Regions from separate parts of the Homo sapiens genome. Here all the other regions are linked to region 1. Evidence: chromatin contacts called from ENCODE Hi-C or POLR2A ChIA-PET data. All regions are on one chromosome and are shown on one strand. The core of a region is the stretch at or near the end of the contact, and the rest is flanking DNA. Distances in the headings are between cores, read along the strand shown. Region 1 overlaps GALNT2 (polypeptide N-acetylgalactosaminyltransferase 2). Region 2 holds the start of ACTA1 (actin alpha 1, skeletal muscle). Region 3 holds the start of NUP133-DT (NUP133 divergent transcript).

What was found. A loop is a pair of places that touch in the nucleus more often than their neighbours do. ChIA-PET counts read pairs that join two places held with the same protein, here RNA polymerase II (POLR2A). Pooled maps may share reads with other maps.
Region 2: a pooled map of gastrocnemius medialis shows a loop between it and region 1 (2.3-fold over the local background). The contact joins the promoter of ACTA1 here to the enhancer-like site in region 1. A Hi-C loop is called at or near these places in 4 of 37 single-sample maps with no recorded cell type and 11 of 50 pooled maps. POLR2A ChIA-PET finds 5 or more read pairs at or near these places in 1 of 52 experiments (AG04450).
Region 3: a loop to region 1 is called in a pooled map, with 5 times the contacts of the local background. The contact joins the promoter of NUP133-DT here to the enhancer-like site in region 1. A Hi-C loop is called at or near these places in 5 of 50 pooled maps. POLR2A ChIA-PET finds 5 or more read pairs at or near these places in 3 of 52 experiments (CD8-positive, alpha-beta memory T cell, MCF 10A and activated T-cell).

What each region holds. Positions count from the first base shown.
Region 1 is chr1:230,102,473-230,106,526 of GRCh38, forward strand. All of the region lies in intron 1 of GALNT2 (polypeptide N-acetylgalactosaminyltransferase 2), which reads left to right. Among named protein-coding and RNA genes, the nearest start is that of GALNT2, 37 kb to the left of the region's middle. RefSeq lists enhancers at 1,955-3,154, 2,526-3,247, 3,214-3,283. Within about 2 kb of position 2,404, at least 29 of the 41 ENCODE cell types and tissues checked have a DNase peak (open chromatin) inside an H3K27ac peak, as active enhancers do.
Region 2 is chr1:229,432,844-229,436,897 of GRCh38, forward strand. ACTA1 (actin alpha 1, skeletal muscle) reads right to left here and starts at 1,251. Exons shown (of 7, transcript NM_001100.4): 1 at 1,161-1,251; 2 at 144-284; 3 at 1-37. The coding sequence starts at 272. RefSeq lists a silencer at 959-1,253.
Region 3 is chr1:229,506,122-229,510,175 of GRCh38, forward strand. NUP133-DT (NUP133 divergent transcript) reads left to right here and starts at 2,309. Exons shown (of 3, transcript NR_110630.1): 1 at 2,309-2,558; 2 at 4,003-4,054. It overlaps NUP133 (nucleoporin 133), which reads right to left and starts at 2,220. Exons shown (of 26, transcript NM_018230.3): 1 at 1,947-2,220; 2 at 1-37. The coding sequence starts at 2,128. RefSeq lists silencers at 1,911-2,140, 3,081-3,375 and an enhancer at 2,191-2,310.

The DNA of each region.
Region 1 (4,054 bases), core at 1,154-3,653:
GGTTTTAGAATTCCAGGTTTATTTTCTGGAAGAGCTTGCAGCAGATGGGCTTCTGTAGGGGAACGTTTATACCTTGGGGGTTCCGTTTCGAGAGTCCTTGATTTATTATTGTTTACAAATGGTGGTTGGAAATTGTTCATTGATTTGACATAAAGCTGCCCAGGCTTATTGTAAAAACACCTCTGCATCCAATTAGAATGACAGACACTTAGTGTGATGACTCAGGACAGTTGATGGCCTTAAAAAAAAAGCGAACAGATTAAATCACTCTCTGTTTTTTCATAGCCATTGATGGAAACAGATTCTGTGGGGTAAATAACAGAGTCTTGGGTGGTGGAAAGGTTGAAGATGTCCAGTAGTTGTGGCAGGGCAAGGATGGAGGACTTTTTCTTTGCAGGGGCAGTGGAGAGGCGGGGCCATGGGTGAAGACTGGAGAATACTCAGAAGGTAGCATGGACGAGAGTGTTGTTTGATGACTCTGCATGTGACCAGTAGTGACATTTTACTCACTGAGGCTCATATTGAGGTTAAGCCCGAGGTCCATTGGCCTTGCTGAGATCGTGTTTAGAACACAGCACTGTGCAGTAAGAGACTCCTATAACTCTATCAAATTTGCATTTGGAGGAATTGTAAAGAGCCTCTGTTACCTCCTAGGTGAGGCAGTCCAGGAAAACAGTTGCTAGAAGGAGCTATCTGCAGAAATAGACAGTTGTGGTCCTTTCATGTTTTAATAATTGTTCCCTGGATTTCAAGGAGTCAGTCCAAAATCCCCGTAATAGATTTTAGTAACGTTCATGGAATCTCAGTTTGCACATCATGAGACCTTTAGTGTGGTGTTTACTGTCTTCACCTTAATATACTTTGTATCCATGAGCAACCTTGCTACAGTCATGCAAAGATGATTATTTTTTATTCAGCAATAATTAGCCACAGTGTTGAGCACCCAGATGCCTTCCTGCAGCAGCCCCCCTTTTCTCCCCAGCCAACATCTGCAACTGTGAACAGATTTCCATCTTCAGCCTTGGTGGTTGGAAAGAAATGTAAGTCACCTTTTTTTCTGGTTGGTTCTGGGGCAGATGCCACCAGGCTGCAGAGGCAGTCTGTGTCTGTGGGGCTCACCAGGGCATGAGTTCTGCTCCCAGGAAAGAGATTCTTGCAGGATTTTGTCTGTGGTTCTAAGGAGACAAGTAGGTGGCACACAAAAACAGAAAATGAAAGAACCCATCCCTCCAAAACCACACACACAAAGCCAAAAGGAAAAAAAAAAAGCACATAATTATCATGTAGGCACTGTTGCAGCTAACCCTGATTTTGGCCTCAATTCTGAAACAAGTTAGCTGGTTTAGACAAACCCCTTATTAGGTAATGGATTGTTATTCATTCCTCCCCTTCTCCTAGTCATTTACTCCGTGAGAGCTGCTCCTACCTGACCTTCCACTGATTTTGGTAGCAGCATCTCCCAGAGCGACTGTTTCCTTCTTCAGCAGTGTTCCTTACTCAGGGTGTAAGATCTTAACCCCACAGAGCCCCGTATCAGGTTTAATTAACTAATTGATTCAGCTTGTGCTTACTGAGTGCGAGGCAGTCATGTGCTTCTGTTTGGTAAATGGCTTCATTTTCCCTCTAACTCCTGAGCGTCCTGAAGCTTCTCTTATGGTTCTCTCCAAAGGAGTCAGCAGGCTGGCTCTGCAAGGGTCAGTAGGTTCTGGGGTGGTGGGGGGCCGAGGGAGGCAGGGAGGTTGGCTCTGTCTTTATTTGGCATAGAGCTCCCCGAACAGGGTCTCTCCTCCTTTCTCCAAAGGTTAATGGAACCACTATCTTAAAAAGCTGAAATCTTATCTTCTGGGGTATTTGGGTAGAGAAGGCTAGGGAATCCCTTTTCCATGGTGGTGCAGTAGGTTCTCAGAACCAGCTGGTGGGCCTCAAAGAGAGGCGGCTGTATTTTAGCCTGATAATCTTGATTCCTGGTTTCCTGGCTCTGTAGCATCAGAAATGGGAAGCTTTAAAAGCCGTGCCTTGTTGGATGCACCGAGTCATAAAATAAATGTGATGTGCTGGGTGGGGGAAATGCGGGAGGAGGGAAACAGGTGGTTGGAGCTGCTTCGTGATGGCCGCCCACCCTGGCTCTCCTTTCTTAATAGGCTTCAGAAATCCTGGAATGCGTAATTCACCAGCTCACAGAGTTCCACCCATGTCCCCAGTGGCTTCAAAATGTAAATGACATTTGCAGTGCTGGGAGGTAGGAGGGCGATCCCGTTCCTTCCCTGGATCTCAGTCGCAGAGGTGCTGGCTCATGTGCCTGAGTGCAGCGGCTGGCCCGTCATTACTGGTCTTTGCAGGAAGCCACTCTGAAGGCACCTGGGCCCTTGCCAGGCTGAGTCACAGCTGACTTAGGGAAATGCCACACAGGACGCTTGCAGTCCCCCCGTTCTAAGCGTAGGTTTTGCAACTGCATACTCGGAAAATGAATCAGAGTGGGGGAAAGTGTCAGAGAAACAGCAGAAATGGAATGTAGGCAGGAGGGCCACAGTGGCGCTGTGGATTCAGACCACACCTTCGGCTCTGTTTGGGGCCCTTCCTGTAAGGAGCGTACTGATGCCAGAGGCTGGGGGTGTGGAAGGGAAGCTGCTGTGCTGTTAGATCCATTCTGCTATTTAGCCAGCCTTCCTTTTCCCAGCTGGCACAGACAGGATGTGTTAGAGAGGTGCTCAGACCTCCTTTCAGAGCAACTGAATCATTCTCCAGGAGGGACAGGGAGTCTGAAATGCAAACAGGTTCCCAGGGTTATTGAAGAGCAGCCAAACTGAACACCCACTGCTCTGTGGACTCAAGCTGGTTTTAGACATTGTTTGGTCAGGACCAGAGCCGAGCTCTGGGGCCCACTGGGGGCTCTTGTCGCACCATATCATTGATTCTACAATGCACATTTCCCCCGCCTCTCATGTTTTAACATGTCTGAAATCAGGATGCATCTTCCATGGATGGTGTTTCAGGGTTTCATTGATCGTGTTTTTCTTCCTGAGTGGCACACAAAATTAATGGTGCTCCCTAGAGTTGATGGTCCCTGCGGTTCAGTGAACCGTGTTGCTCTTGTGTAAGCTCCTGTGGGAACATAGAGTCTCTGTGTCCCACCTTCTTCCTCGCAGTGGTCAGCACGGATGAGGTGGGAGTTGCATAAATGTCAGCATTCGAAAGTGAGGGCGTCTGTCGGTGCTGTCTCACTGTGGGGCTTCAGAGAACGTGAGCACCTGTGTTTGCATTCTCCATCAAGGTTCATGTCCTGTTGGCTCATAAGCATGATTATATCCATTATACAAACTGGGGCACAGGCACCCAGAGAGAAGTCAAAAGACTTGTTCAAGATGGACAACTAGGAAGTGGTGGGGACAGACCAGTCCTGTCTGATGCCAGATCCAGCGCTGTATCTGCCAGTCAGCATGCACACTTTCATCTCTCCAGCCTCTTCCCACTCACCTTTACTCAACATTTCTGGGCCTCCATAGTGATTGTAGTAATTCGGTAAAGATGATTCATTTCTTTAGTCCGGTCTTCGGACTTGACTTCTTAGAAGCAGGTCTTGTGCAATAGTTGCATATTAACCACTTGGTGACACAGTGCATGAGGGTATGCCAACTCTTTTTGCTCATGGCCGTGCAGTGCAGAATTTCCAGGCATTGTCCGCTCTGTTTCCTGGACTTCGGAGTGATAGCAAAGTTTTGTATTCCCTGATCAGCTGTGTATCTCTGAGCAGCAAGTTGATCTCTCTGTATAAGGGTGACTGTGCCCATGGAGGATGGCATGCAATTGCCTAAAGATTTCAGTCTGAGAATCTGAGAAACGATACTGAATGGAGATGACAGGCTTAGTGCCTGCTTCCAGGAGCCATGCCTCCTCCTGGCCTGGAATGAATACCTAAACACCTGAGGCTCTGAGTTCCGGCAGTGTGCTGAAACTGCTGTTGGTCTGGCCCACTGACCCGGAAACCCAGCCACCTGAGGTTGTGACTTTAGGGCTTCTAGTTTTGTATTTAGCTTTAATTCCATCTGTGAGGCAG
Region 2 (4,054 bases), core at 1-2,500, 670 kb before region 1:
CGTAGGAATCTTTCTGACCCATACCGACCATGACGCCCTGCAGAGCCGAGACACCACGCACCCGTTAACGCCGCTCCGGGTGGCACCAGGCTGGCTTACGCGGGGACCCCGAGCCGGCTCCCTCTGCGGAGGGGCAGCCTGACCTGGTGTCGGGGGCGGCCCACGATGGACGGGAACACGGCCCTAGGGGCGTCATCCCCGGCGAAGCCGGCTTTCACCAGGCCGGAGCCATTGTCGCACACGAGGGCGGTGGTCTCGTCTTCGTCGCACATTGTGTCTAGTTTCTGCAAGGACAGGGAGACCGCGAAGAGGCGCGGTGCATCAGCGCAGAAGTCTCAGCGGCAGGGGGGGGTAAGCCTGGCTGGCCCCGACGTCCTCCCTCCCCAGGAACCTAGGGACATCTCCTGCCGGAGCCACTCAAATTCTGCCAGGGCGGCGACCAGGGGTTCTCTTCTCGACCTTTGCCCCGGCTAAGGGCTGCCCTGAACCAGGAAAAGGGGCACAGGGTCGCGAGACCCCACTGAGAAGTCCTCTGTCCACATAGCCAGGGGAACATGTTCCCCAAGACCTGTCTGCCCTCCCTGCCTGACACCTGTTCCAGGAGCTGGACGCTAGTGCCCATCCTCTCTGCGCCTCCCTGACCACATCTGTCACCTAGGGAGATAAGGCCTCAGCACTGCCTGCTTGCTGGGCCAGCGTGAGGGTGGAAGGAGATGCCCATGGGAAAGGCGTTGGCACCCCATCCAGGGAAGAGTGGCCTGTTAGGAACCCTGTGACATTTCAAACTCAGAAAGGGCCTTTTCGCCTGTTGGAAACCCAGAATGGGTGGTCCTGGCTGCTCGCTCATTCGCTCTAGCGCTAGTTTGGAAGGGAACTGCCTTGGCGACAACTAAAGCAAAACCGTTTATCTCCCTAGGCACATCCTACATGCCAGGTAAAGGAGCCCAAAGGGGCTAGAGAAAAATTTGGAGAAGTCTAATTTCCAGAGGCTGACTGTCTTGCCTCCTTTTTAAAGCGCGTGTGGCTCCGGAGACGAGGCACAGCGCTCAGGGCGCAGGCCTGGGGCTGACCAGGTGAACCGACTGGGTTCTGCCCCGGAGTCCTTCAGGTTCCCCTCGGTAGTGCCCTGTCCCCCTGTCCCCTCCCAACTCCTGCCCTACCTGGGCGGGTAGCTACAACTGCTACTCTCGGCTCGGGCCCTGGTCGCCGCGGAGGGGAAGCGAGGCTTCACTTGGCGCTGTCCGCTGCGGTGGCCGCTTGTCCCTCTGCTCAGGTTTTATATAGCCCGCGGGCATTCCCTCCGCGCCACCCCGCAGGAATGTCGCTGCCCTTCTCGAGCCATATTTGGGTGTTGGGCACTAGAGCCCCCTCCCTCGGCCGGTTCGCGGCCTGGGCCCCCGCCCGGGTCCCCTGCGTTGACCAAAGAAGGAGCGGGTTGGCCCGGTCCCAGGTAACGCGGGCCGGGCCGTATATGGAGTGTCTCCCTAGCGGGTTTGCCCCTCCTGACCCGACCCAGTTGCCCGCCGGAGGGGATGGGGTGGGGCGAGGGTCACCGCGTTCGCCGGTGGGTGCATGTGTGCGCCTGCGCTCCGGGAACCGCACCTGTCCCAAAGGCCTCCCCAACCATGTCCACTCTGAGCGCCCTGGGCGCTCGGGAAGGTGCCTGACTGCTGACTTCCAATATTTCAACTCCTCTTCGGGTTCTTTGCTCAGATCCCCAAACTCCCACTTGCGACTACCGGGAAGAGGGAGTCGTGTGGAGTGGTGGGCTTGGGAGGATTGGAGAAGCAGTCACTCCTGAGTCTCAGGAAGGGAAGGAAGGCGAACTCCCTCTCCTTTACGCCCCTGGAACTCCATTTCTCTCTTCCCACCCCCGAGCTCCCTGAATCCAAAAAGCTGAGCCACGTCGACCCCTTCCCCCACCGCACAGAGGGCCACCGGCGGCCGGAGGGCGCGCAGCTGTCGCAGGATAGACAACTGGCGGGGGGAGGCGAGGGCGGAGCGCCGGGGAGGAGGCGCGGGGGCTCCCGGGGATAGGCCTGTCAGGCGCAAAGCCTGAGCACACGGAGCTGTCCGCCTCAGGGACGCGCAGCGCCCTTGGGTCTCCTAAAGGGATTGAAGGGGTGAGGGTTCCCCTCCTGTAGGACGCACTGGCCCCAGGTTTTGGTGGGCTGAGGCCCTCCCCCAGCCTCTTTGGTGGCACTATGTGTGTCCCTCTCCTGGGGCTGAAAGACAAGGGTCACAACCCAGGACTGGCTAGACCTGGAGTGGAGGTGGAGATGGGTGAGGGGCTCTTCCTAGATGAGGCTTAGCTGGTCCTTCCTCCCAATAAATTGGAGGGGGTGGGGGGACAAGGACGCGGCACTCTAGGATGGGTGGCAGTTTTTCCTTCTGCAAAGGCTGAACAAACTCATCTTTATATTTAGAGGATGATGCCTGCCAAGGCCGGGCTGCCTCCCAGTCCACCTTGTAGTCATCATTTACCAGAGCCTGCTGCAGGTTCTATTTATATCACTGATATATGGGGCTATGCCTTTCAGATTTTCTAGAAGGATTTGGAGCTACTTATGGTAAAGTAGAGTGGGGGTCAGCAGAGGTTACCCAGTTGGTGCCTGTCCCTCTCTCTCTCTCTCTCTCTCTCTCTCTCTCTCTCTCTCTCTCTCTCTCTCCTTTTTCCCTAAGACAAGGACAGTTCTAACCTTGTGGAGGGCACAGGAGGAGCAGTCTTCTGTGATGAACTCAGGGACATGCTTTAAGGGGGTACATCAGTGATGTGGTGTGGGCCAGAACAGAATCACTCATTTTTCGGATGTGCTTAAGTGCTCCTAAAATAGTTGCAATTCACTTTTGGTAGTGGAACCCAGCAACTGGGACAGGTGTGGATTCTCTAAAAGGGGGATGGAAGCATATGCGACCCTCCTCTGTAGCCCACATCATGGCAGTTCATCCCAAAAATAAACAAGTATTAACAAAAATGTTCTAGTGAATAAAATGCTACCTTCCTAAAAATGATCAATTAAAAAATAAGGAGTTTGACTAGTATAGGGACTATGCGGTGAGGATAAAGTCTCCTATGGTTCCATATTTAGTTCTTCCAAGTATTTTGGAGAGTAAGTGAATAATTGACAGAACTGTATTTCCTTTTTAACATCCTGTGTCCTCCTGTGTCAGCGAGTAGTGGAGATACTAGAAAAAAACCACTTAGCAAATGAGCTGCATGTAACGTAAGGGGACTAGCTTACATTTGGGCCTTGAAGGTAGGAAATTTGCTGCCGTTCACTGGATACCTCAATATTTGTGCGCATTCCAAAGGAGAATGGGATTGTCACTATTTTTCAAAACTCTTGCTCAGTTCAACTCTTACCTTTCCTTACAGAAAGCTTTTCTAAGCTCAGTCTGTTACATTCAAACCCACACTAAAAGCTGACCATGATTAAAAACACTCACAAGCGAACAGAGACCTGCTAGTACAGCAAACTGTGGGAGATGGCCCCTGAGGTGGCCAGCCAGGCATCTGTTCCCTGCCCACATGATTTGCGGCTGGTTTAAATAGTCCCTGACAGGTCACCACAGGCCACCCTCAGTCCCATTCTGGTCTTGTTGCATTCTCATTGGCTTAGAGAATAGACTGAATGGTGGGTGGCAGAGCCACGTCTCCATACATGTATGTTTTGGGGGAGCGCAGCGGCGCCCTGCTCCGCCTTTTGAGAACTGTCACTAAGTAAAGGTCAGCCATGTAGGGTATGCTTGACAGGGAGTTCCTGCTTCTAAGTTTTCAGGTGCAGCCTCAGCTCTTCATACCCTGACCGGGCCCTTCTGCTACCACTACCCCGGTGTGTTCACACTTCCCTTCTCTCCAATTGTGCCCCTCAACACTCCACACACCCGTACCCCAATCTTGCTCAGTTCCAGTCTTCCTACTGTGTTTCCTATCAATTTAAACAGGAATTGGTAAAACACTTTATAATATGCTTTCGTGTTTCAATTAACCGTTTAACTATCCTAAGGTAAATAAGATAGGTATTACTCATTCCAGTTTTTTTTCTTTTTTAAA
Region 3 (4,054 bases), core at 1,059-3,558, 600 kb before region 1:
TATGGAGTGGTGTGGGAACATTCGTGTTGGTGTTCCCCTAAAGAAAAGAGTCTATATTACCTTACTTGTAACTTAAAATTCTCCATTATCCTAATTTTTTATGTATATATTTTCACAGTAAGGAGTTCTTTGAAAAAAATTAACACTGGCTCATATTTACCATGTAATTAAATGTAATATTTTTCATGTAAAAAAAAAACAAAACAGGATTTAGGAAAACTTGGCTTCAATCCCATAGACTCTAGTATTGAAATGCATGCCTGTATTCACTTAAACTCCTTATAATTCTGCCTCCTTAGCTGTGAAATAAGGCTTAACTAGACCAGTGTTTTTTTTTTTTTTTTTTCAAACAGCGGGTCATTTTGCAGATCTCAACATTTTTGAAAGACAGAATATAAAACATCAGCTTTTACCATATGTTGTGGTCAAATACATTTTATAAATATTGGCTTAGATGAGATTTAAGCTCATCTAGCTTTAGGTGCTTAAGAGTCCACCAGACCTGGCCGGAGCAGTGGCTCATGTCTATAATCTCAGCACTTTGGGAGGCCGAAGCGGGAAGACTGCTTGAGACCAGGAGTTCAAGACCAGCCTGGGGAACGTGGCAAGACCTTGTCTCTACAAAAAAAATTTTAAATTAGCCGGGCATTGTGGCACCAGCCTGTAGCCTGGGCGACAGAGAGTGAGACCCTGTCTCTTTAAAAAAAAAAAAAAAAAAACTATCAGATCTGTACAACCAAGCAAGAAATCGAACAGGTTACGAGCATCAGCTGTTACATGGTCCTCAACAGCAGATATCACAGTAAAAACTTTATTTCTTGCTCACCCTCTTAACATTTAGAATATTGTAAAGTCACCAGAATAAAAGGTAGTCTATGTCTTATCACGAGAATTAAATGAGAAGATGCACATACAGAAGGGCTAAGGGCTTTGTTTCCTGACAGAGGATAACAAAGGTTTTTCTTCAAATGATCACAAGAAGAGATTTAAATAAAACAACACACAGTAAATAAAGTATGCTTTTATTCTCCAACTTTTCGCAAAAGGAATAGAAAACACTGACAAGATCAGCACTTTGAAAAGAACTTTTCAAAATATGCCAAAAAAAGTCAAAGATACAGTGTATTCTTTCAAAACCACTTCTCCTTTAAAGTACTGAAAAATTTTACAGATAAATTTTAACCATAATTTCAAGACACAATACTTTGTGTTTCCTGCAGGGAAAAATTCATTTTTTATAGATGAATTCAGAGAAAACTATGCAGAAACACTAAAGTTTTAGGTTAATTATGAACATGGTGTGTGTTGGGGGTGGGGAGGGGTGTGTGTGTGTGATGATTTTACTGGTGCTCCAAACGAGCAGTTTTAGTAACTAAACTATCACAGTACTCTTAGCTCACTTATGTAAAGCCTTTTCCTTATAATTTACCTAGAAAGTTAAATTCCGTAGCTAGAAACCCTTTAATTACCAATCATCAGATATTAATGTCAGTTGGTATGTTAGGCATTAAACAATGATCTTTCAGGGTTGTAGGTCCTCATTATCACCATCACCTTACATCTGCATCGTGGCAATTCATAATAACTCCTCTGGCTCAGGTGAGATATATTATCGCCATTTCACAGATGAAGAAAATCACGAGTGACTTACACCAGATCACACGGGTAGTAGGTGGGAAGTAGGTAAACACTGATGCAAATCCAGTTTGTACTTCACTTCTGCACAAAGGTATCCATGAAAAATGCAAAGTGGGGAATCAACTGATCAACTGATAATCAAAACGAAGCAGATACTACCTGCAGCAGTGGAAAAGGTCTATTTTCCAATACTGTGGCATTCTATTCCGCCGCCCCGGTTCCAAAGGCTTCTAAAGACAACAACCTATCCGGCCCACTGCGGCCCGTGAGGCTGTTGGTTGCCAGACCCAACCAGGGAGATCACTTACCGCGAGCTTAGCGAGCTACGCCGGCCGACCGGCGAGAAGAGCACTGGGGAGCTGACTGCAGACCCCAGGGGCAGACCCTTCCTGCTAGCCGTCCGGGGCGTGGAGCCGGGCCCGAGTCCGGCCAGCGGGCCCCTTCGGGACCCGGTACCCGGGGTCCGCGGAGAAGGGGCGGCTGGGAACATGACTCCAAGGAGCAGCGACTAGGACAGCGAGGGATCTGGCCGTCAGGTTGCAGCCTGGCCTGCGCGCGGAACTTAAACACCTAAGGGAAGAGATGGCGCGCGATGATGACGTCAAACGCAATGGCTCCCGCGGGTTGTGGTCGGAGCGCTGGCGGGGGCGGGATCGTGACGTTAAGGGCGGTGCCCAGTCAGCGAGGTAGGTCGGGAAGGCAGCCGGCGGCCCCAGATCTAGAACCGCTGCAGTGCCGAGCTTCCAGGGACGTGAAGCCGGAAAGCCAGGCGCCCTTCTTGACTGCGCCTAGGTGGAACTGGCCCTCCAGCAGCTTGAACGTAGCCTCTTTTCACACTGGTAGTTCCTGAACCTCTTGTGAAATGAAAGATGTTCCTCATTCCAAGCTGAGGACGGAGAAAAGCCGTAAAGCTGACACTGGTATCGCACTGTGATATTTGTTGTTTTCTAGGTTTGCCATTTTCCCATTCAACTTTGCGCAGTCTCATCCACGCTGATGACGCCACAAATCCGTGTCTCTAACCTGGATCCAGCTCAAAACCCCCAGACCCCTATCATTCAGCTCCCTAGGGGACAATTTCAGCTGGAAGTCCTGCGAACTCCTCACAATCCACTTATGAAAAGCGCATTCATGTTTTCCTTTAGGACCCCTCTCCTACCACCATCTCTGTTCCAGCTTGGTAAAACTGGCCAGTTGTCCAAGGCAAAGAGAAGAGCTCTATCTGCAGTCATCCCTCACACCTACCTCCACCCTAAGATCATGGTATACGTTGTAAGGTCCTACGTGTCTGTACTAGATCACACATTTGCACTGCCTCTGCCCTGGTTCTGGTACTTACCTTTCCCTCAACCACTGCGTAGCCTCTTCTGCCAGCGGGAGGGAGTAGGGGAGATGGGGAGAGGGTTCCTTACCTGTGTCTAGTCTTCCTCCACTCTATCTTCTCACTGCCAACACAATGAATTAAGGCAAACGTAATGCTGCTCTTGGGCCTGTAAATGCTTCAGTGGCTGACCATTGCCAGTAGGTTATTTGCTAAGCTCCTTTGCAAGGTCCTATGTGATCTAAGTCAGGTTGGCTTTTCCGTCCGTGTTGTACTTCCAGCACTTCCCACTTGCACTCCACATTCCGAGAACTTAAAAACCCAAATCTCCCTCCAGTGCCCATGTCCATGTTTCTCTCACCTGGAATGCACTCCCTGCCTTGTTGGTCCAGAAGGCGCCTACCTTCCGCATCAAGTTAGTTCTGTGCTGCCTTCTCAGTGAAACCTTCCACAGGATTAGGTCCCCCTTATCCTTTGTCCTCTCTGCTCCTGTGTGTAGACTGTATTTTTATCCTGCATAATAGTTTGTTTTCATAATTGTCTGTCAAGTACTTCCTTTTAAATGTCTTGACAGCAAGAGCAGTGACTTTGTTACCTTTGTGGCACACAGTAACAGACACATAGTAGACTTTCATTCAACGTGTGTTGAAATAAGGGAATGGTTAAGTAAACATTGACGTATTCACATGTGGGAGACCACAGTGTGGGTGTCAGTTGTTGACATTCCCCTGGGAAGCCAGTCATCTATCTATGCACCAGTGGCATCTGAGCAGTCATCTTGCCAAGGTTACATAGGCTAGCTGCTTTACTCCTTCTCCCACCTGGGTGTCTAACCCAACTTGGCAGCTTGTTGAGTCTTATAGCTCTGAGAGCCCAGTGCATTTCCTCCCTGTTTCATTCTTACAAGGAGGGGTGTGAAATAGGCAATAGAGAGTATTAATAGTTGTGTCTGAGAGGATTGGTGGGATCAATTTTATTCTTGTGCTTTGTTGGACTGGTTAGTGGTTTCCCCAGCATCCTAATGTAAAAGCTGTTGTTTGCAGGAGCTAGAATGACTTGTCAGCCACCTTTGAGCAAGAACTTGCCTGGAGTCCA